Regions from separate parts of the Mus musculus genome. Here all the other regions are linked to region 3. A link is a loop called in an ENCODE intact Hi-C map of the cell type or tissue named here. Cell type or tissue: heart. All regions are shown on one strand. Each heading gives the region's core, and the rest is flanking DNA. Links, peaks and the distances in the headings are about the cores only. Region 1 has its middle 32 kb from the start of Zfp469. Region 2 holds the start of Mir7237 (microRNA 7237). Region 3 overlaps Zfp469 (zinc finger protein 469). Region 4 has its middle 13 kb from the start of Gm39268.

Region 1 (5,836 bases), core at 582-5,581, 62 kb after region 3:
TGCCCCTTCCGTCAGTGATTACAGGGGCTTTGTTTTGGACGGCGATGGAAAAGATGGATTGTTACAGATGTGGAGTTTGCCTGTGGTGTGGCTGCCTAGAAGACACGGCTGTTGGTACCTGGGACAGGCTGTGATCCATAGCCAAAGTGGATGGGTGTGTGTTTGTGTTCATGGTGTGTACTCTGTGAGTTGTATGTGTGCCTCTGTGTATTGCTAACATGGTGGAGGATATATACACACGCATACACACACACATGTATATGTGTGTGCGTTTGTGTGGCGTGGATGGTGTAGATTGGTATGCAGCGTGTGTACTGTGTTTGTGTACCATGCATACATGTGCACTGTGTGTTAAAAGCATATATAGTGTATGTACCATATGATACGTTTATGTGATGTATAGATGGTACAGCATGCCTTTGTGTGTCCTACCAGCTCCTCTGCAGGCTACCTCTCCTCCCCTGGAGCTGAGCTCCACTGCTTGTGGCCTGGGAATCTGACTCTGTTTGCTGGCAACAGGAGATATGGCTGCTCATTGCTTTTCCACACTGCTGGAACTCTCTCCCTCCTGGCCCGAGCTGTGCTGGCCTGCAGATCTTTCCGAGTGAAGCTATGGAAAGTGGGGTTAGAGAACCGCACGTGCCTGCCCCACGCTGCAAACAGACGGGGGCTACAGACATACACAATGCTCTGTGTGGGGCTCCACAAAGCCCCGAGGTGTGCTCTGAACACTGCTTGTGTATGTACACACACAAGCACGCTTGCACATCCCTGTCTGGAAACAGGGTCTGTGAAGGTGTGACCGGGTTGGAGGTCATGATGGAGCAGGTGGCCCCAAGTCATGTGACTGGGGTGCACCTAAAGAGAAATCAGAGACTTGGATTAAAACCCAGGGTGAAGCCATGTGAAGGCAGAGACAGAATGATGAGGCCTAGCGAGGGACTACTGAGCTCTGCTGGGTCCCCGGGAGCTGGAAAGAGGCCTGAGAAGACTCTTCCCAGGGTCCCCAGGAGCTAGCCAGCCACCAGCTTGGCCTGTAACATGACAGAAAGTCCCTCTGCCATGCTGAGCTGAGTGGACAGAGGACTTGCTTCCTATGCACAAAGCCTTGGGCTCCATCTTCAGCTCCACATAGAACAATGTAGTGATGCCCTAACACTCTAGAGGTAGAGGCAGGTGGACCACAAGTTCAAGGACATCCTCAGCTACATAGTGAGTTTGAGGCCAGTCTGAGACACATGAGATCCTGTCTCAAAACAGAGCAAACACAAGGCACCTCTGCTGTCCAAGTCCCCAGACTGGAGTCCTTTGTCAGGGCCACTCAGGAGCTCCTGCGCATGAAGAGTATCTTGAAAATGAGCTTTTAGTCCCCATTTTGGGATCAGAGGTCCCTCTGGGGTTCCCAAGTCATGCCCAGGTCAGGCCAAAGGTTAGAGGGGCAGGGCTGAGGGCAAGGCAGGGACAGAGCCAGCTCCTCTGAAACTGGAGTATTGGGTGCCAGACCTTCCTCTTGTCCTGTCTTCACGTGACTCCTCTGTATGGGCCTGTATCCCAGCCTGATTTTTCCCTTCAAAGGGACATCAGGCACTGGCTTTGGGCCCACCGGTATGACCTCATCCTATCTGGCTTGTCTGCAAGGCCCTGTTCCAAGAGTGGCCCTCACAGGTACACAGAGGGACATCCACGCCGCTGGCTGACATCACAGACCAGCAATTGCTGTGGAAACCAGAGGCTGCTTTGGAAGCTGGGGTGGGGTTCAGGCCCCTGGTAGCCAGGGTGGGAGCAGGGCTCACTCCACAAATACATAAGCCAGACCCGATGAGAACACCCCGAATCTGGACAGAGCTGGCCTGCACTGCCTGCTCACATGCGGACACATTTGCGTTTTCCCATCAACGTGTCTTACTCTTTCAGAACCTGGAAAAAAAAATCACCATGTTTCTCAGTTCATGAGCTCATCCTTCAGAGAACCGGGATGTTCCCCTAAGGAGCAGCTTGGCAGCCACAGTAGTAGGAATTCCATGCCACCCTCATGGTGGGATTTCCTCTACTGATGTGACCTACTCGTGGTCCCGTAGGTAGACCTGTCTGGTTTGTCTGTCACAGTCTGACCAGTAGCTGGGGTGGCAGGAAAACACCAGTGATGAGATAGGAAGATGGGCTCTGGCTTGGAGCCAGCCGTCTGTCAGGAGGCCATGGGGCCTTGGCATGTGGCTACCCATCTTGTCACTTCTTAAAAGACGCCGCTGCTTCAAGTGACCCCGTGTAAGGGTTCAAGCCAGAGTCCGCAGGGAGGGGCTCTGAGGGAGCTGACACTGTGTCCCAGTGAGGTCTGCCAGAGCTCAGCATCTCTGACCTAGAGATCAGTGGGCAAGAATAATGGGGTCCCACCCTCTACGGCCACAGCCTCCCTGGAGGCACCCTGTAAACGAAACCAGAATCTACGTCCCACCCTCTGCCCAGCTCCTGAAGCTGGCCTGTCCCTGTACTCCCAAGGCCAACTGGATGGAGCCAAGAATTCTAGGCCCTGGAGATGTCAGCCTGGGTACCAACAAAGAAAAAGTAGAAATGGAATAAAAATTCTTTTTTAATGGTCTCGGCTGCTAAACTCGGCAGTGCAGCCAGAAATCTGAATGGCGAGCCCACGGCGCAGCCTTCCAAAAACTCCACCTCACACACCGTGCTTCATCCAAGATTAATGGGAGCAGATGGAGTTGCTTTCCTGTGTTCCTTTCAGGGCAACGAGGTGCCAGTCATCAGGGCCATGCTGGAGAGGGGGCAGATCGGTGGGGGAGCGGGCCAGTGGGACAGGGGCAAGGTCAGGAGGAACGGTGGCAGACTCCTCTGTGACAGACAGATGGGGAATCTAGTGCATCTATCTAGTGGGGTGTATTGGGCCCTGGGGGTTCTGTGGGCTGATGAACTCCACTGTCATTCCATGTAGCTATCCCTCTGTCCTTCCAGAGCTCACTTCACTGTCAGCAGTGTGGAAGGCTGCCTGGCCAGCACCCAGCCAGGAGAAAGCTGTTAGAAGATTGTAGTAATCCGTGAGGTCCCCTGTGGGATGCACATGACACTAGAGTGTCCCCGTGTGGCTGGAGAAGGCAGGTGACCCAGGCCTAAGAGTGCACGGTCATCCCTGAGAATCTATCCTGCTCTGCAATGGGCCCAGAAGCCAAGAGGGACATGGTGGACTTAAGGTCCATGGGAGTGGACACAGTTCTCCACTCAAACTCCTCTCACCCCTAAAGCCTTCTGCTTCTACAGTGGTACCCCATATCCTCTATGAATACCCCAGGTCCTCCACTGACACCCCGTGTCTTCCACGGACACGCCATGTCCTCCACTGACACACCATGTCCTCCACTGATGCCCCATGTCTTCCAGTACGCCCCATATCATTCACTGATGCCCCATGTCATCCATGGACACCCCATGTCCTCCACGGATGACCCATGTACTCCACAGACACCCCATATCTTCCTCCAACACAGGCCTGCATGGAAGATACAAGTTTTCAGCAAGAATTTCGCTGGGTAGTGGCTGAGTTTACAGTTGCCCCTGGGAGCTCCCGAGCCTACCATGAGAGGAGCAAGCCCTGAGCTCTCCTCAGCCTGAGAAGTATGAGGCTCATGGGGAGAAGCTGACACAAGTCAACCTCGTCCTCTCCTCAGCTGGGTGCAGATGCAACCAACATCGCCTGCCCCAAAGGTGAGAGAGACAGGTGCCTATCCCCATGTGCTGCTGCCATTTCCATGGCTGGCTGTTACTTAGCAGTAGCTGACTGATACTGTCTGCAATCTGGGTGAACTAAAGAGAGCAAAAGATGGTAAAGGGAGGGGAGGGGAGGGGAGGGGAGGGGAGGGGAGGGGAGGGGAGGGGAGGGGAGGGGAGGGGAGGGATACACTTTACATTTCATTCGTTGTAAAACAAATATGAACTGTCTCCAGACTGCTCATGTGTTGGAACACTTGGTCCTCAGAGGGGGCGCTGTTTGGTGAGATTATAGAACCTTGGGGGGGTGTCTTCATCTGACGAAATGGGGGTCACTGTGGGAGGGCCTTGTGGTTTTGTAGTCTGGCCTCACTTCTTGTCTGCTTCCTGTCTGTGGCCTAGATGTGAGGAGTCCCAGCCACACCTTCTGTCCTGAACTCCGCCATGATAACCTCCTAGCCTTCTCTTGTTGCTTGGCGTCTGTAATCATTTCTAGGAGTGCATCCCTCATGTTCCTCAGGGTTGAACTGAGTAAGGGGTCATCTGGAGGATAGCCCTAGAGTGAGTGCCCTTCTGCATATAATGGCAAGCCTAGACTAGCAGTGTGTCCTTCCATGACATTGGTCTTGGTGCCCTGGCTGAACCCTACCCTCCCACGGCCTGCCCCTGCCCCGGGTCTGTCACTTATTGAAGTCACTTTTCTGCAGTCACCCCCAGCCCCATCCCCTTACTACCCAGCATGGTTCCCACTTGGCACAGGCGCCTTCTTCTCTGAGCTTCCTTATAGTGTCTGGAAGCATTTACAGTCCCGGGTTTATTATTTATTCACTCGGGAGCTTGTTTGGACCATTATGGGCTTGTGGGTATTTATTTTATCCTTTGGGTTATGACCCTGCACGGTTATTCATTTTCCTGCTCCAGTGGCTCCAGCCTTGGAAGCCATTCAGTTGGCACCTGTGCCCCTCTGACACCACAGCACTCACATGTGCATGCACACGCGACTGTACGTACATGTGTGCACACCTGTGCGTATGTGTGTGCGTGCACACATACTTGAACCATTTCCTTGCTTTGACACTAAGAGATGGCCATGATCCTGTGGTTTGTCCCCTGGGCATCCCACAGCTGGGCAGTTCCCCAAGAGCATGCTAAGCATGGCTTGGAGACATGTTAGGACCCCAGGCCTGAGCTGGGAGTATGCCCGTGGCTTCTAGGACTGAGCATGACTTAATAGGATGTCGTCAGCCTGTGAGGAACCAAAGGGGCAGGGGATACGGCCTCTCCCCTGCTGCAGCACACACTTCTGCTTGCCTACTGCTTAACCTGTAGCAGGTGAGGTGGGCTCGGAGTCTGCAGGTGCACAGGAGAGACTTTGCCATGCAGCGTGCAGCTGCACACTCTGGCCTCTAGACCCTGTAGATTCTCAGGAGTGAGCTGAGCCAGTCTTGGGTTAGACCTCCTCCCCCACCCAGGATCCTCTTTGAGGATAAAGACCGAGGCCCTCCTGTTCTTTCACATTGATGGGGGTCCAGCTTCTGGTTTCCAAGCACAGGGTCCTCCCTGGGTCCCCACCCTGTAGTGGGTCCCTGGGAGCCAACCCTGCTGTGGCAAGCCTCTAGCCAGTGCCTGAACCTAGGGAGAAAATTCTAGTGGACACATGTGGATGGGTGGGCAGGCAGCTGGCTATGGTCATTAGTTTTTTTGTTAAGTTCACAGTTTTAGAGTTGTTTGAGAAGAAGAAATCTCAGCTAAGAATTTTTTAAAATTATATATATACATATATATGTATATGCATATATTTATATATATAATGAGTACACTGTCACTATCTTCAAATATACCAAAAGAAAGCATTAGATCCCATTACAGATGGTTGTGAGCCACCATGGGGTTACTGGGAATTGAACTCAGGACCTCTAGAAGAGCAGTCAGTGCTCTTAACCACTGAGCCATCTCTTCAGCCCCTGAGAGTATTTTCTTGATTCATGATTGATTTAGAAGGTCCCAGGCCACGACTACTGTCCCTTGGCACGTGGTCATGGGATGTTTAAGAAAGTAAACTGACCAATCCGGGGGGAGCAAGCCACCAGGCAGCAGTCCATGGCTTCTCCTTCATTCAGTT
Region 2 (5,836 bases), core at 422-5,421, 280 kb after region 3:
GTCTCTTCCTGAATCTGTATCAGTGACTTCATGCATCCATCGATGGGATCCTGGGGTTCTGCTCTCGAGTTCCCTGTTAGAGCCTTCTGGATAGTGTGGCCCTGTCACCACCACACCCAGGTGCTGTCCCAGCTCTCATCTTTCTAATGAGGAAAGCAGAACTTGGAAATGTCTGGCCCCTGGGAATGTCCAACTAGGTGACCTTGGCACTCAGTGCTCCCAGACAGACAGAATTCCAAAGCATGTGCCCTTGAGGTCAGGCCACAAAAAACCACCCTCTTCCACCCCTGCTGCTCCCATAACCTGGTAGAACTAGAACCGAGAAAAAAGATGCTGTCAATACTTCCTCAGCTCGGAAGACACCATGTTCCACAAGTGACAAAGGCCCAGGTGCTGTCCCCAGAATAGGCAGTATCTTATAAGAAGCAAAGATCACCGCTCTTTTATTTCACCTGGGGACAATACTGCTGTTTGCTGCAGGCCCAAAGCTCTGGAGTCAGTATGACAAACATGGCTACCAATGTAAAATGCCACCAGAGTGTAGGTGTGACCAAGGAGGGTAAGGTGTCCTTCAATGCCTGAGACAACTAACACAAAGCCCTCCCCCACGAACGCCCCAGGCCCTGAGCAGTCACATAGGAAGTCATGTCTGACTCTGAGCCCTGGCCTAGGCGGAAGTCAGACAGAGACGTCCTTGCAGTTTTTATGGAACTTGAACTCTCTAGGAACTCGACTACTCTGTCAGTCTAGAAAAAACTACACTTTGCTTCATTGGAAACAGCACAAAGAACTTGGCATTCTGGAATATTCCACTGCCAGTCGGTGATGCCTGCAACCACTGTCTCCAGGCTGCATCTCTGTCCCACTGTCTCCAGGCTGCATCTCTCTCTGTCCCACTGTCTCCAGGCTGCATCTCTCTCTGTCCCACTGTCTCCAGGCTGCATCTCTCTCTGTCCCACTGTCTCCAGGCTGCATCTCTCTCTGTCCCACTGTCTCCAGGCTGCATCTCTCTCTGTCCCACTGTCTCCAGGCTGCATCTCTCTCTGTCCCACTGTCTCCAGGCTGCATCTCTCTCTGTCCCACTGTCTCCAGGCTGCATCTCTCTCTGTCCCACTGTCTCCAGGCTGCATCTCTCTCTGTCCCACTGTCTCCAGGCTGCATCTCTCTCTGTCCCACTGTCTCCAGGCTGCATCTCTCTCTGTCCCACTGTCTCCAGGCTGCATCTCTCTCTGTCCCACTGTCTCCAGGCTGCATCTCTCTCTGTCCCACTGAACCTGTAGGCTCAAGCACATGCTCTCCCATACACTGCGGTCCTTTCACGTCTCCCCATTAACATAAAGCTCTATTTCCAAACATTATGTTTGGGGACAAAGGGACATTTCAAAAGAGAGCCTGCACAGACACTGTGTGTACAAGTATGTAGGGGGCTGGGGGGTGAGCTGTGCAGCCCACTCCAGTCATGAGAGAAACCCTGTCTCTGCTGAGAGGCTAGGACACCGAGGGAGAACAGAGTGAATCTGGGGTCGTCAGGAACTGTCTCAAGAGAGGACAGGCAGTTACTTGGTACTCTTGACCACCCCAAAACCAAGCAAAGTAACCCCTCCTTTCCCTTCCCACACAACCCACCCCTTTGAATCCATAAAAGCACCGACTGTTGCTCTAGTTACAGCACACATGGGCAGGGTGGCACCCACCAACCACCTACACCACAGCAAAGCCACTGGTGTCCCTTTAGGCTGCTGAGGCTGGCATCGCTACCCTACTGTTCTGCTCTTCCCAAATCTAACAGGCAAGAGGAGGCCTTGGAGCACAGAGATGGCGCTAAGGCCACTACTGTGAACGGACTTCCTCCTAGACACCTTGGGAAAGAATTAGAACATCAAGAACACTGGGTGGGTGCTGCCACCCACAAGGTCTCATGCCACACTGCCTATGGAGCCAGTGTGAGAAGGACCCCTTCTGAGACACCTTTCCATCCCACTGAGCCAGGCATGGAACCTTCCAAGCCAGCAGAGTGCAAACCATGCAAAGCTCTCTTGGAGGCCACAAACCTATTTAAAAATTAGGCACAAGGCAAGTCTCAGACTAAACGGAAAGTTTTCTATGATCAAGTAAAAATTATAAATATTACCCCCGCAGAAAACATAGGCAATAGTCAGCCAGAGATAGAAAGAGAAAAGAAGCAACATACATGGGCCAAGTTCATGGCCAGGTGCAAGGAAAGATGAGTCCAGCTGCTTAAGCCAAGAAACAAAGTTGGAGCAACTCAGGCCGTTCCAGCAGAGCCTGTGTTTGGTTTCGGTCTAAGTGAAACCAGCCCCATGGAAGCACCAGGGCAGATATCCGGGGCGAGGGCAGATCAGTAACAGCGGCGCCTGGGCTGGCACGGAGCGCTTTCCCAGGGTGGCCTGCGGAGCCTCGGTCTTCTGGACTTACCATCGCACTTTGTTGCAGGTCTGGGTGGCGCCAAGTGGGGAACCTGCCACCATGGGGACCTGGATGGGACTGTGCTGTTTATTGGTGACCAGGTCTAGCTTCTCTTCCAGAGATTTGCAAGTGGCCTCGAGAGCTTGCAGCTTGGCCTCAATGCTATCCAACCGCAAACATATCGTCTGGTTAATAGAGTACAGGAAAGACTGGAAATGAAAACAGAAAAGCTTCAGAGAGGATGTCTTCCACTGTGAGCAGCAAGTCCTTAGGACCCTAGCTGGCTCCTAAGTCCACCCAGTGTATTTCAGCTGAGTGAGCCCTGGGCCGAGCCAACATATTCAGTGAGGAGCCCTGGGCCGTGCACAGGGATTCAGCCCTCTGTGTCTAATAAGCCCTTGCAATCTCACCTTTCCTGAGGCCATGGAGTAATAAGCTTGTCACTATGCTCATCCAAATATTTATACAGTAAAGCTACAAAATTTTTCTAATGCTGAAAGATAAGACTACTATCCAAACCCTGAAAACCAAAAAAAGATGGCTGGACACAGCTATACCTCACTGAAATCTGTCAATGACCCCTTCCAGGGACCTTCTAAATATCAAGTGTGCCACCTAGTGGCCCACAAGAGGAGCAGTTTCCAACTAGCAAGCTGGAAGTCAGCAGCAGGCCATGTGCTCGGTAAGCTCAACAGGATGGCTTTGCTCTCCCAAGGGCCAGTCCTGTCACAAGCTACCATGTACATGGCGCACACAGGAACTCTACTGTGAAGAGAGGCCTCCCAGGCAACATTCTGGGTGCCAGGAAATCATTCAACTGTGTATGGCCAGCAGCCGCTGAAGAAAACACAATGAGGATTCGGCTGGAAGAGAAATGCAGCCTCAGGCACCTCAGGAAGAAGGTGCTAGCCTATGAGAACAAAGGGTCAGGCCAGCGCTGGACCTCAGAGCACAGGCAGGCAGAACAGCGTGTCCCTCTGCACCCAGTCCAAGTTAATGGGAGCCATCTCTGCTCTAACTTGAAAGGGAATCACGGAGCAGAATCACAATCATAACAGCCACAGAAGCAGATACCACACCAACAACAACCGGGTGTGGCAAAGCACGAATGCATGGGTCAGAGCATTCTGAGTAGCCAGGCACGGCCCTGAAGAACCCTGAGCTTGCTCTATTTCTCTGCTATGCACAGCAGTCAGGAGCAGCCATGGGAAAGTGCTGCATACCCAAAGCCCTCACATCTGCCCCAACTCAGCACATCCTCTGCCAGAGCCAGCACCACTTAGAGAAGATTCCTTTTCTTCAGTGCTACGGGCCTTACTCCTCCATTTCCTGTCATTAACCAGCACCCTGAACCCTGGCTTAAAGGCCTCTTTTCACAGAAAGACACTAGTAAGAAGAAGGTTAAGGAGAAGACCTGACGCTCCCCGCTAACCATGCTCTCTAGGGGCAAGGCTGTGCCTGCGAGGGAACAAGCAGCAGCGCTCAGCTCATCCCCAGTGTCCACTCGGCTATCAACGGAGCAGCGTCGGCAGTGCAGGCAGACACCATGACAACTACATGGTGGCCAACTGAGAGAGGAAAATCCCTGTTACAGACTAACTAACATCTCAAGCAAACCCATAGAGGAGAAGAGAGACAGCATTCTTCCTGACACTGCTCCACGGGTCAGGTGCCCACAAACAGCCCTGACCTGTCTGGTGAGAATTACTTTGGCAATTTGGTACGTGAATGTCTTCCAATCCCGTGACAGCACTCGGCTGCATGCGACAGCACACATGCAGTGTCTCCAGCAGACCCCAGGCAGCTGCTTTCCTCCATGGTCTGTTTCTCTGTGTGCTCTATGCTACAGTTAAGGTCACGGGTTACTTTGAGATCTGATACTGTCAAGGTGGATTTCACTCAATATTTTTTGAGATAGCTTCTTTCTATGTAGCCCTGGCTGTTCCAGAACTCAATATGTACACCAGGCTGGCCACAAACTCAGAGATCTGCCTGCCTCTGCCTCTCAAGTGCCAGGGTTAAAGGTGCGTGGTGCCCCTTCTGGCCTGAGTAGATTCTGAATTCCCAGCTTCAGCTGGCACTACCTTCTTGTCACCAGAGTGAGCTGAGTGTCTTAAGAAGTCACAGTTGACACAGAGAAGCCTATGACAAGGACTGGTGTCATCTGAGTCACTCTTATAAACTTCTCTCCTGTAATAATATTCACCTCGTGTTCTGCAGACACTGGATCCCAAATAAGCAAGTCCGGAAGCAATGCACCGACTGCCTAAGGAGCCTCCAACCCCAGCCAGCCTTGGGGGTGGGCCCCAGTGACCTCAGGACTTGGGGGTGGGCCCAAGTGACCTCAGCTCTCCTCCCACCTGAGGCAGGCTTACTCAGGCACAGGAAGACTCTTCGCTTGTCCTCTCCCAAATCCAGTGTTTCCTCCTGTCTTTTGCCGGAAGGACCTGGCCTGTATTTTCTGCAGCATTTCAGTGGCATCTCAATACTACAGGGCCAGGCCCTTCCTGTGGCCTCATCTGGAAAAAAGCTCTTTGCACATGTATTTAAATAAATGACCCATCTGGGCCTGAGTGAGGGTAGGCCTCAGGCATGGACTCGAGTAATAAGGCTGGGACCAATAGGTCACAGCAGAGGAGGCAGGGAGAGCCTCCTTAGAATCCCAGAAGGTGTGGCCCTGCCACTGCAGAGCTGCAAGAGGGTTGGTTCTGCTATTCTAAGCCCAGGTTGATGGTAGAAAGTTACACAGTGCCCACAGGAGCCACACGGTACCTTTATAGAGGGGTCCTGGCAATTGATCTCTAGTCGCTGGCGCTTCAAGGCAGGTTCATCATCATCTGTCACGACATGATTCTCCAAAACAACTGAAAAGCAACCACAGAGACAGAAGCTGGAGTGAGCATGCTGAGTTCCTTGGGGCTCTGTGCCTCTACAGCCGAACACAGTGCCGGTACCTTGAGGCTGATGAAAATGGCACAGCCATTTCTTTGTTAAAATCCTCAGCCAGGCAGAAATCAGGCCCTCCCTCATCCATCCCCACCAAAATCAGACCACCCGATCGATACTCCCCAGAGCCTGGTGGGCAAAGCACACTGAGGCGCCGTCATCGGTGACTGCTTCCCCACTGTGTTTAGTGTGTCTGCGGCTACGTCACTGTAAAATCCAAAGCACCCTCACCTGGCCTGGCCTGAGGTCCTGGCCCACTCCCTGCATGGGGCTGAGAGCACGTACATACTGACAGCCACAACCCTCTCTGCATGTCATATGCCCCAATCTAGCACAGCCAACACGCTGACTTACACGGAAGCTGAACTGCTCACGAGCCGCCCACAAACAGTTCCTGCTGACCTTTAAGGCCTGCTTTCAGATAAGCAAGGTAACCCTAACGCCAACCTCTGCAGTACCATCC
Region 3 (5,836 bases), core at 286-5,285:
CTCTTTGGAGGTGGCTCTGGAGATGCTGTGATCTGCACGAGCGTGGCCCTTGCGAGTCTGACTTTTGCGAGCCTGGGGCCGGGGATGCTCTGCACTGTGACCCTTCTTTCTTGGCCTCAGGCAGATGGCTTTGGCCTGACTGTTAGTACCCTTGGCCATACCGGGCTCTTTCCGAAACAACTTGAATTGCTTCCCTCTCCTCTGCTGCCTGACCAGGGTGGTCGCATCTGCCTGTACAGATGCAAGGCCCAGGGAACGGGTTTTGGGCCTGTTTCGGGCTGGGTGGCTCCTGTTTCCAGTGCAGGGGGCTTGGGGTTCTGGCACAGCAGCTTTGGATGGGAGCTGGGGCTGGGTACCATTCTTGGAAATTGATCCCACCTGATTGTTGAGGGGATGCCCAGTGCTGGGCCCCCTGGAGCCTGAAGGCTCCTCATCAGCAAAGACATCAATGAAGCTGCTGTCTATCTCAGGATTATCTGATTGGTACTCCATGCCGTTGAGAGCCTCGGTGATGAGCCTGTCCAGCTTAGCGTCATCTTCCATATCAAGGTCCGAGGTGGGGAGTGGGAAGGAGGTGACAGCTGGGTCATCTCTGGTTAGCAGGAAGGGGACAGTCTGGTTGTGTTCAAGCAAGGCCGAGTGTGCATCGGTGGGTGCCTTTGAGGTGGTGGTGGGTGTGGGGAGCCCTGGGGGCTGCAGAGAGCCATCCTTGGTCTTGGTTAACAGGAGGCTGCAGAGTGGCCTGTGTTCCAGGAAGGCCGCGAGGCTGCTATAGTTTCGATCGCACTGTCTGCAGGTCAGTAGGACATCCAGCTGGTCCAGGCTGGCGCTGCTCAGGGAGAAGTGCTGGGCTGAGTAAGGTGGCGGTGGCGGTGGAGGTGGTGGCTCTGGAGGAAAGCCCTTCAACCCGTCTCTGCCCAGTGAGGGGCTCTTGTGGGAGAATGGGGCTCCCTCCTGGCTCTTGAAGGCATCCTCAGCCCCTGGTCCCTCTGTGGGGAGAGGGAAGGCTTTGGCTGTCTCGGATTGATAGCGTGTGGGCAGGGTGTATGTGGGCTCTGGGGAAGGGAAGGGGCTGCTGGTCTCCTGGGAATGGGTGGGAGGCAGGAAGAAGGCTGGGGACCTGAGGGGTCCAGGCTGCTGGCTGTCTTCAGAGCTGGGGTTGGCTGGGCTGCTGGATGGCGGTGACAGAGATGAACAGGTACTGCTGCTGGCTGTGTTGGTCGCAGGTGAGGGAAGAGGAGATTCACTGGGTGAAGCCCCCACCACCCTAGGTGGGGGCAGGCTGAGGGCCCCCTGGGGTGACATTTGGGGTTGGGCTCCCCCAAAGAACAGGGGCTGTGTCCCAGGGTCCTTCAGCCCACCATAGGCTAGCAGCCTTGGGGAACTGCTTGGCTGGCCTGGGCTGCTCCTGAGAGCTGACTCTCCAGGCCTGGGGATTGTATTCAAAGCACCCAGGGTTCCCGGGCTGTCCCCCTGCCACTCAGAAGACCCCCTGGGGAATGTCAGTTGGCTCAGTACCCCCATTTGGTGGGAATTCGGCCCAGGGGTGGTAAGCACCGGGGACCAGGGCAGCGGGGGACTGTGGGGGAGGCAGAGCTGCTGCTGGCTTTCGAAGAAGGCAGTCCTGGCAGCAGCTGCAGGGTCCAGGGTAGACGTGGGGTAAGGAGGAGCTGCTGTTGTATCCCACAGCTGGGGCAGATGGGTGGGTGGTGGCCCAGGGGTGGGCAGTTCTGTGTCCAGCGATGCTGGGCTGGTACCCACCCCATTCGCTTCATACCCCTGCCCTGGAAAGTGCCTCTGGGGTGGAGGATTTGGGAGGCCTCTGGGGCTCCCCAGCCCATCGCGAGCGGGAAGGGGCCCTTCAGGAATGCCTTTGGTCAGGCTTTTGTGCAAACTATCATGGAAGGGGCTCGGGAGCAAGCGAGCAGCACCAGGTGGTGAGAGGGCACCTCCGAGATCACTGGGAGCGCTGGCTCCCCCTGACGGGCCCGGGTTGCAAGGCAGGGATGGGTAGGCAGGGTTTGTACCCAGGGCCTCCTCAGACCATGCTACCAGGGGCTGGTGGAAGGTGAACAACATTGTCTCAGCTGCCCTCTCATGCTGGACTGTCTCTACAGGGAAGGGGTAGGGGGCAGAGACCCCCTGGGGGCTGCTAGGCCTGCTGCCATCAGGGAAGGGCTTGGGCTCTGCAGAGGAGACCCCAAAATTAGCACCTGGGAAGCTGTTTTCAGCAGCAGGAGGCCAGGGGTTGGTCCCAATGGCCTGGAGGTTAGTGCCAGAAGCATGCCTATGGGGGCTGGTGCCATCGCTCTGGGGGGCCCTCCGGGGTAAGGACCCGGGGGTGGCACTTGGTGAGGTACAGTTGGTGGAGGTAAAGCTGGAAGAGGCCTCCTGAAAGCACCTTTGGGAGCTATTCTCTTCTGGGGAGGGCAGGGCCTTGGCCCTTGGGATGCCAGGCCTGTGGCGGGCTCTGGTCTTTTGGCCTTGAGGAACCTTGGTATCTGACACCTGGGGGGCTTCATGACGCAGATCCTTGAGCGGCTCACCCAGGATGCATCTGATCCTCGAAGGACTCAGGCTGTGGAGCTGGGGGTGGCCGCTCTCCATCCTGCTGGCCGGCCATGGGTAAACATGTGCATAGCTCCGTGCTGCTGGGGCCTGCACTCTCAGGATCAGGTCCTCTTGCTCCACATCTTTGGCCTGACTCAGCTGGGCTTCCGGGGAACCTTGGGCCTTGCTGCCATCATCTCTCATGCCCTGGGTGGTCCTGCTGGCAGAGCCGTGGTCCTTGAGGGGGTGCTGAGAGGGGCATCCTAGACTCCTGGCAATTTGGCAGGGCTGTAAGTCTCTGGGCAAAGTTGGGGGCCGCTCTCCTGGCATGGCCCCGCCGTCCCGGATGCTAGGAGGATGTAGTGATTGGAGGAGGAGCCCAGGTAATGGGCTGCCTGGCCATCCTCACCCCCTGGCGGGGCTCACGGAAGCCTATACTCATGGTCCTGTGTGGAGCCTGCAAGGAGAAGACAGAAATGAGCTGCAGGGTCATGGTGGCTGGATCTCCTGCAGGGAGGGCCAGGGATCCCATGCTAGACTTTGTACCCTCCTGTGGACAGAAGCAGCAATCACTTGTGTGGCTGTCCTAGAAGACCCTGTCTCAGAAAAGAGGCTGGGCAGCTTGTACAGCAGGAGCTCTGACCAGCGGAGCCAGGAATACTAGTGCGGTATAGAGCAAAGTGGAGGGAGAAAGTGGGAAAGGGAGAGGAGTCTGGGTATCAGAGAAGACAACTTGCCTCTGCAGAGAAGTCCCAATAGCTACCTGCAGGGAATCAAAGGCCCCACTAGTTTAGGGCAGGCCTATCCCAGATCTTCAGGGTAGATGCAGTTCCAGTGCCTACCAGCAGTGGGCAGCATACCCCTCACACTGGGTAGCAACCACAAAAGCCCAGAGAACAGGGTAAACTTGGTTGGGATAGGGGGGATGGAGAGGTGACAGGGCTTCATCCTCTGTCACACACAGGCTCCTCTCCAGCCTACCCACCTGGAGGAGGGTCTACTCCCCTCCTCTGGTCCTCACTGCTATGGGCAGTCCTTGGGAAGGCCTTGTTTGATGGTGGTAACTCCAGTGTTGTACTGTTGAATGTCCTCACAGAGATAGACAGTCAGAATCACTTCTGTCATCTCTGATGATGGGTAAGGAACCCAGACCACTTTCCCAAGGCCTCACTGCTAGTGAAGGGAGTGGGTCCTCCAAAGGGGCACCTCCTAGTCTTTTGCAGAACTCAGTCATGTCACACCAGGTTTAGGCATTCCAGGGTCCCTCACACAGCTCCTGCCCCATGGGTGATGCTACTGCCTAGGAACAGGAGCTCTCACTGAGGGTTGAAGAGGAGGTGGGGCTCCTAGTGGATATCTTGGCTTCAGGAAGGTATCTTAGGGCAGAACTAAGCTCCGCTGGTGGGTGGGTGGGTGGTGAGGTAAATACAGAATACCATAGCTGTGCCCTGGCCACTACATGCTCCAGGAACCGTCAGAGCGGAAGGTTGGCTAGTCCCGGGGTCCCAGGGTGATGCCAGCATCTAGCCTGCTCAGAGCTGTAGTTTCAAACAGCCTGTTAGCTCCAGACAGCCTGGGGGAGGCTGCTGACACCCCCCCCCAATTATTGTCTGAGGAGCTGCTATGCTGGGGTGGAGGGAGCCTGGAGGACAAGCCACCTTCTCCAGTCAGTGGTGGCTCTCCATACACACTAGCTGTGCTTATCACATACCTGGGTATCTGGGGCCCCTCAGTGGTCTTCTTCTGAACAACTGCCTGAGGAATGGGACCTTCTTGTCTGCAGAAACACACACACACACATAGAGAGAGAGAGGGCAATGTGTTAGAATCCGGGATGCTCTGTCTCCCCCAGATTATCCTTGCTTGGTCCCATGTGAGCAGGGAGCCCCAAGAGAGCTAACTGCTTCTCTCCAATGTGTCTTGAGAAGGAGAGAGTAAATGCCAGTGGGTGGAGCAAGCCGCTCGGCCCCAGCTGCACTCCAGCTACTGTGCAGCCCAGGACCTGTTCAGCCTGCCCAGTGCCATGGCTTCAAACTGCCTGTCAGCACCAAAGAGCACATCGGGTTCCCACCAGGGCACTCCACTCCTGGGCATCTTCGGCTTGGCATTTTGCTCCTTGCTTGCTGCCACTGCGTGTGAGCCTTCGTGTCCGCTCACTCCATAGCACCCCACATAAAGATCCTGTTAGTTATACTCATCTGTACCCCCACATGGCTGCCTCCAGGTCTAGAGCCCTCAGGGATGCTGGGCAGCCTCTTACCTTGGCCTCTGCACATGGCAAAGGGGACCTGAAGGGGTGGCTTGTGGGACTCCAAATTTGGCCAGATGCTGTCTGTGTGGTTTTAAATACAGATGGGCTGCTAAGATGGCTCAGGGAGTAAGGGTACTTACCACTATGTCCAACAACCCACATTTGATCCCCAGAACCACATGGTGGACAGAACTAGGTCCTGCAAGTCTTCCCCTGCCCTTCACATGTGCGTTGGGGCACGCTCTCCTCCCCAAACAAACAAGCTGAGCACATGAATGTTAAAAATATATAAGAGGTAAGTGCCCTTTAACCTCATCCCTAACAGGTTGAATGTAACAACCTGTTAAGGGACAGATCCTGGTGGTAATGAGGGTACTGGGCTCTCCGACCCAGGTCATACCCCAGTTCTCTGACTGCACAGCTGAGACATAGAGTGACTATCTGGAGAGAAAATGTGGTGAGGAGCTGAGGTTTGCCATGTGAGGAACCACCTAAGGAGTGGACCTGGCCCCAGCTGAGGCTCTGACGAGACTCTGGCCACCAAGAACACTGGGTTGCAACCTTGTGGGACACCAGCCACACCTACACTCCTGACCCTGTGGGCCTGTCTTGGACTGCTGTTGCTGATGGTGGTACATGCCCAGGAGGGACATGCGACTCTTTACAGCGGCAGACTATAGAGGCTTGGCTGAGGCCTTTTTTCTGAGATGGGGAACAGAGGCTGGAAGACATGGAGGCTGGCAGGGGGTCGCAGAGAACTCTATTCACCCACCTCACATCTGTCACCTATTATGTGTCCACTCAGTTGTCATCCTTCCATCCACCCCCCACCTGCTCCTCACCCACCCATCTTTGTATCTGTTCATCCATCCACCCATTCATACATCTATCTGTCTGACCATCCATCTATCCATATGTTTGTCCATCTATTCATCCATCCATCCATCCATCCATCCATCCATCCATCCATCCGTCTGTCTACCCATTCGTCCTTCCACCACTCATCTATCATCCATGCATCTACAATCCATTATC
Region 4 (5,836 bases), core at 572-5,571, 97 kb after region 3:
AGACTGTAAGTCATCAATAAATTCCTTTACTATATAGAGACTATCCATAAGTTCTGTGACTCTAGAGAACCCTGATTAATACAAAGGCCGAGGAGCCAGGCTGTGCACAGTGACACTGAGGAACAGGAAGTACGAGCGTAGCGGAGCTGAGAGGGTTCCCATCACAAGCTATATAGAATGGTTTGAGAGATGTCGACTTACAACAGCAGCAAAGGAGCCAACTTTAAGAACAAATATCAAGCTGGGCAGTGGTGGCACATGCCTTTAATCCCAGCACTTGGGAGGCAGAGGCATGTGGATTTCTGAGTTTGAGGCCAGCCTGGTCTACAGAGTGAGTTCCAGGACAAACAAATACCATTTTGATACCACTAGATAGAAAAAGAAAACAGAGACACCAATGACAGACAACTATAACACCTGAAGCCACAGGTGCCGTGGCTTCTGTGGGCACACACAGAGCACTGTTCCCCACGCCCACAGCAGTCATGCATACATAGGCCTCAGAAAAACCTCTGTACACTTACACAGAGCCTCGGGGTCTTCACTAGAGACTCCTGTGACCCAGGATGAGAGACTGTGAGCAGAAAGCATGGCAGGGCACACTGCCACCCAGCAGGACGGACAGACTGCCCTTGGGTCTTAGACAACATCCCAGACGCATTATAGAGACGGGAACATGGGGGGTAAAGTCAGTTGCCTCCCTGGTGACGTCATCGATAAAGTGTAAACACAGAGGAAACGTGCTTAGGCTATGAAAGAAAACAGAATGCCTGCGAGCACAGGGTACCGGCGGCCTCAGGGAAAGCAGTGGGCCTCACTGCTGGGTTCTGTCCTTAAGCCTCATGGCCATGCGGGTATCTCTGGCTCCATTTGAACACACTGTATATTCCGTAGTGTGAACGGGTTAAAAAATAAACCACAACAAGAAAACCAAGAGGCACCCTGGAGGGCAACAAAGCCAGCGCCTCCCCTTAATTGCCATGGCTCTTGTCCTTCCCCAGAGCTTCACCTCCAGGAGCCATGGACCCCTGGAAAGCAACGTTGCAGGTGCAGAGACCAAAAGAGGGGTGCCACTCAAAGAACATGAGGCGGGAGCAGGTGGGGCGTGGACAGGAGCCAGGCCCAGGTAGCTTGTGTGTTACTGACCACGTGCAGAGGTGGGAATGCAGGTCAGACCGCAGGGCTCTGGGCCTGGGCAGCACCTGCCATCTGTCCCCACACAGATCTGAGGTCACACAGACACCTCCACTCACATGTTCAGCCACTCACCTGTGCCTCTCTTGAGCCGGCCCGACTGAGTGGCGGCCTCTTGGCACAGACAACCCGATTTGATGGGTCCCTTACTTCCCTTTCATACCTGTCTGACAGAGCCCTGGCACACGCCCAGGCCAGGTGAAGGGCTGGGAGGAGAAGACAGGACATGTCCTCTCTTGATGGCAGACGTCTCAGATCTGGGGCCAGAGGACAGCCCAGCACTGGCTCCCGCACACAGACAGCAGGCTACCCATGTCTAACTCTCCCACAAGAGGGAGGGGGTAGGCAGGAGAGGAACAGGCAGTGAGCACATGGCCGCAGCAGGTGCAGAGAGCCCTGAGGGCACCTGGGTATTGAGGCTCTAACACAGACATCGATCTGCAAGCAGATATCCTTGTGGAACTACGATGAGCAACCCTGCCACTCCATCCTGAGGGCATCAAGCCATAAAGAACTCTGTGGGGCTTTGTAGGCAAGACCCTGGGGGGAACTTGTCAGAACAGGATGGGACGCACTATCTCCAGGGGCCAATGCATGGACCTCCAAGGAGAGATGCCACTGTGTGGGATGGCTGAAGACCAGTTGTGACTTTGTCCAGTGGGATAAGAACACTTCCTACATGACCCTGGGGTCCCTGTGGCTTGTGAAATGGACCCCTTGATGCACGAGAAGGTACACAGCTTTCTGATCACAGGCCACACCACATGTCCCCAGAGCTCGTATATGGATGGTGGTGCCTGCGCCCTCAGGGTGAGGTGGGAGAGAGAAGGGAAAGGGAATCTTGAAGGTATTGTTTGATTTCTCAGCACCTAAGGTCTGTCTGGGTCACTAAGTCAGGTGAGTTGGCAGGCGCTCCTTCACAGCCAGATGCCATTTGGTGGGGCTCATAGCCACCAGAAGGAACCCTATGAGTTTCGAGGCAGAAGTTCTGGGCTCTGGACCAAGTTGTTTGGTTCTGGTAGCATTGCAGCCGGAATCTGGATTGTTCACACCAAGGTAATGACCAGAGATCTCCCCTCCTAACCCTGTGAGTACCTGGTTAACGTGACGGTGTCCTGGCTTCATACAAACATCTATCTGCTCTTTGGATTTGGGGGAAGACAAACCAAAGTAAAGGAGACGGGCAGAAAAGGTAACTAGGTCTGGGGCATGCTGCTCAGAAATGAAGGGTGCCACAGAAGACGTCAGCTGCCTCGAGGCTCCCCCACCCCACCCCAACTCCTGTCCTTCCCTCAATTTTCACACCCGGTTTCAACGTGATCAGAAAAGATGGTCCTCTCTGTCACTACTTCCTTGCAGGTGACTGAGCCCCAGGGGATGTACTTCATCCCAGAAGGACTGGAAGCACACTGCAGCGAAAGCTCCCTGCAACCCCTAGAGGTGTCCAAGGTTGCCAGAGAGACGGTCAACTACCTGGTTCCCAGATACAGGCACTCCCCAGGCCCCGACACTGCCCTCTGGTGGCACAGCCCTGCCTCACAGTCCAGAGGGAGGAGAGCCACAAGGCCTGCTTGCAGTCGGTGGCCTGAGTGGTGAGGCCGGAGGGGACAATGGTTAAACCAAGTGATCTTGGTTAGCATCACTTGGTCAGGCTGAGGAGGGAGGGGTGCTGCTGCTGCCGCTGCCCGCCCCCCTGCAGGGGATGGTTATTGCAAGGCCTACAAAGAACTGCTATACAGCGGGATCCATCCGGAGACTGCACTGCATGGTCGAAGTCCCTGAGATGAAGCATCACATCTGTGTGTCTCTGTGACCTGAGCAGAGAGCCCGACCCCACCCTGTCCCCTGGAAGAGAGAATTCCAGCTGCCCCTGGTCTCCTGGGGGCAGAGCCAGCCCTCAAGAGGGTTCCAGACTCACCCTCCCTGTTGGGTTCAGAGCCTGGCCTGGGAACTCTGAGCAAGCTCAGCAAACCAAGGGGGAACCCCCTTCCCTCCAAGCAGGAGCACATACCATTCACAATCAGCCAAAGACATCTGAGCCATCTCTGGAAGCAAGCCTTCTTCCATAAGAACTCAGAGTCCAGAGTCTCCACTCCTTCTGCACCCCTACCATCAGGCTCTTTCTGCTCCCCCCTCTTACAGACTCAAGTTTCATCTTGGAGTTCTAGGCCCTTAGCCTCATCCACTCCACCATGCCGGAGAGGCCCAGAAAATCACCTGGCAGGTACCACAGGCCACTGAAATTGTTCTCCAGTTATCTGACCAGGAGAACATCCTAACAGAAGATGCAGGCGCATGGTAAACCCCAGGGCCACCCCCACTAGTCTCATGACCACACACAGTAGCTCCGCCCCCTCCTTTGACAGGCAGCTACCTCTCCATCCTGCCATCTCTCCATCATCTTTGACTGTCATCGCCTCAGAGTGAATGGCAGATGTTACTTGTGCCACCTGCAGCCTCTGGCGTGAGTGACATTGATTGAAGCTCAGCCTGTGCTGTCTTCTAGGTCATTTACCGGAGAACTTTGTCAGGGCCCTGAATAGATGAATTCTACAGCAGTAGCCCCAGGTGACTTCGACACTCCCAAGGGAGAAGGTTCTTGGTACCCTTTCCAGAAAACCTCCCCACACTGAGTTGCTCTAATGAATAAAAAACAACAACTAAACCAAATAGTTTGCATAGCAATGCCCTGAGCCTTTGGGGGACATCTAGGCTGACAAATGTCAGGACTCTGTGACAGTTGGTCAGCTGATGGGTCTCCATTGTCCCTATACCGTTAGGTGATCACCAAGGTGTTTGGGACAGAGCATGTCCTCTCAGAGAGTTGGAAGCTGTCAGGACAGCCGTGCTCCCAGGGCAGCCATGCTCCCAGGACAGCCTCCCTTCTTAGGCCTCCCTTAAAAATGTGCCTAGAAGGTTCTTTTGAAAGGGTGTTTTATAGATGTGGCACATGACACACAGCCCACGGAGAAGCTGCAGACGCTACTGAGGCTAGTGACGGGGAAAGCCCAGGATGGCCAGACCCGTTCTCAGGTTCCTGATGCAGCTCTGTCTCATGGCAGCGACTGGATCCTGCAGGCCACAGTCACAGCTCAAAAAGCTGCTTTGAGTCCCACCTGAACTCTTGGTATCACCACCGTGTGGAGGAGTGTGCAGGTACCTTGCCCAATAGCAATGGTCCCCTCCTCTTACAGATGTTTGCCTCTGGGCACATCAGTCCCAGAGGCCCCAGTGACATTTAAAGAGTGACCCCCTTCCATAATAAACTAGGACACACCATGAAAGCTCTTCTCTACAGCCTACTGGGATCAAAACTGGCTTCTGCACAAAACTAACCAGTAGACAGACATCAGTCAGCCTCACACTGACTGCCCAGGCACCGGCTCCAGCATGGAGCGAGCCAAGCACCAGCGAACACTCAGGATGAATTCAGGTACTAATGCCACCCTGGTAGTGACAGAAGCCACTGTGACGGTGTGGCAAAATCCAAGACAGATCATGAGCAAAACGAGCAGGAGCCGAAGTCAAATCAACACCATGGAGAAAAGAAGGCTGCTCTTACCTGTGGATCCTTGGTCCCTTCTGATTCGTTCCCTCCGGCGAAGAGCAGGCCCGCCTGCAGGGCTCGGGTGCACGGCTCTCAGCGAAGACTCTGTCAATCACACACAAACATTAAAGCCATGTGAGTATTGCTTGTCCCCCAAAACACAACTCAGTGTAGACCCCACCCACGGCATGAAGTATGGGGCTTTGGAGGTCTCTCTTTGGAGGGAGGCCGTGCTCTGGGTTACCGGTGTAAAGGACTCTAGCTCCACCCCACTCCTCCAGGAACACCTCCCACAGCACCCCCCACCCCTGTCACATATCGAGTGTGGGTGAGATGCCCCATGTTCTCAGGATCATGTTCATAGCTTGTGCATCTCCCCTGGATACGTTAAGGATACAGACTCCACGGCAGCTGGTGCACTCTCTGTGTGCTAAGCGTTTTGGTTGCTGCACAGAGTCCCAGAGTGGTCGCCCACTGTCTGTTCTGGGCTTCCTGGGGGTGAGGTGCATAGGGAGGGACCAGGATATCGAGGCCCAGGTGGTCTCACTTCTAAGCATTTCCAAGGGAGGCCCCTTGATTTTCGAGAGTCTGTTTTACTTCCTCTGGTCTCCATTTTCTAGGATTCTGGAGGTCACCCTCCAGCCTGAGCCAGCAGGGATGATCTGAGATCCTTGCCCTCCCTGCCTTCTGGTCCTTTGTTTGGGTTCTCTGCCCTTTGCCTGCAACTTCTTCAGCCTTCTCTCCATGCGACCAGATGTAGAAAGAAGCCAGTCCCTGCCAGGACACTTCCCTCCCCACCAGGGTCCTGGGAGTCATTTGGGGAAGTGAAGAAGTAAAGACTCATGACACATGTCTTTATTTGTATATGGCGTAAGGGTGAACTGATTTGGAGACCAGAGTTCCAGGCTCCAGCCCCACCAGCCGACTGGCATGTCTGTCAGTGCCTCTCCACGGCCCTCTAGAAGGGAGGAAAGAGACTGTGCCTTCTTCAGCCTTGTCGAGATATAGGACACAATCCCTGGACCTTAAAGCTTCCAGTGTTGCCTCCTGTCTTAGTCAGGGTTTCTATTCCTGCACAAACATCATGACCAAGAA

What was found. Hi-C counts contacts between places; a loop is a spot of excess contacts. Peaks named below come from ENCODE experiments on the same cell type or tissue, not always from the same donor. Only the 100,000 strongest peaks of a DNase experiment are listed, where the experiment ranks them.
Region 1: a loop joins it to region 3, with 7 times the contacts of the local background. A loop is called at or near these places in 5 of 42 quality-filtered maps.
Region 2: it touches region 3 in a loop (5-fold over the local background); 28 of 42 quality-filtered maps call a loop at or near these places.
Region 4: it touches region 3 in a loop (4-fold over the local background); 16 of 42 quality-filtered maps call a loop at or near these places.

The regions. Positions count from the first base shown.
Region 1 is chr8:122,195,788-122,201,623 of GRCm38, reverse strand. It overlaps a transcript of Zfp469 not described here. Among named protein-coding and RNA genes, the nearest start is that of Zfp469, 32 kb to the left of the region's middle. In heart, for the core only: a CTCF peak has its summit at 3,098; DNase peaks (open chromatin) are centred at 1,593, 2,193 and 2,993; H3K27ac peaks cover 463 bases; H3K27me3 peaks cover 232 bases.
Region 2 is chr8:121,975,355-121,981,190 of GRCm38, reverse strand. It overlaps Banp (BTG3 associated nuclear protein), which reads right to left. Exons shown (of 14, transcript NM_016812.4): 3 at 5,200-5,291; 4 at 2,437-2,636. Mir7237 (microRNA 7237) reads right to left here and starts at 3,167; the gene lies at 3,105-3,167. In heart, for the core only: a CTCF peak has its summit at 3,047 (motif pointing left); no DNase peak of the experiment used is centred there; H3K27ac peaks cover 532 bases.
Region 3 is chr8:122,257,111-122,262,946 of GRCm38, reverse strand. It overlaps Zfp469 (zinc finger protein 469), which reads right to left. Exons shown (of 3, transcript NM_001362883.1): 2 at 4,262-4,327; 3 at 1-3,007. The coding sequence starts at 2,880. Among named protein-coding and RNA genes, the nearest start is that of Zfpm1, 22 kb to the left of the region's middle. In heart, for the core only: no CTCF peak of the experiment used is centred there; a DNase peak (open chromatin) is centred at 3,386; H3K27ac peaks cover 365 bases; H3K27me3 peaks cover 2,992 bases.
Region 4 is chr8:122,160,094-122,165,929 of GRCm38, reverse strand. It overlaps a transcript of Zfp469 not described here. Among named protein-coding and RNA genes, the nearest start is that of Gm39268, 13 kb to the right of the region's middle. In heart, for the core only: a CTCF peak has its summit at 2,722 (motif pointing left); DNase peaks (open chromatin) are centred at 2,709 and 5,514; H3K27ac peaks cover 456 bases; H3K27me3 peaks cover 303 bases.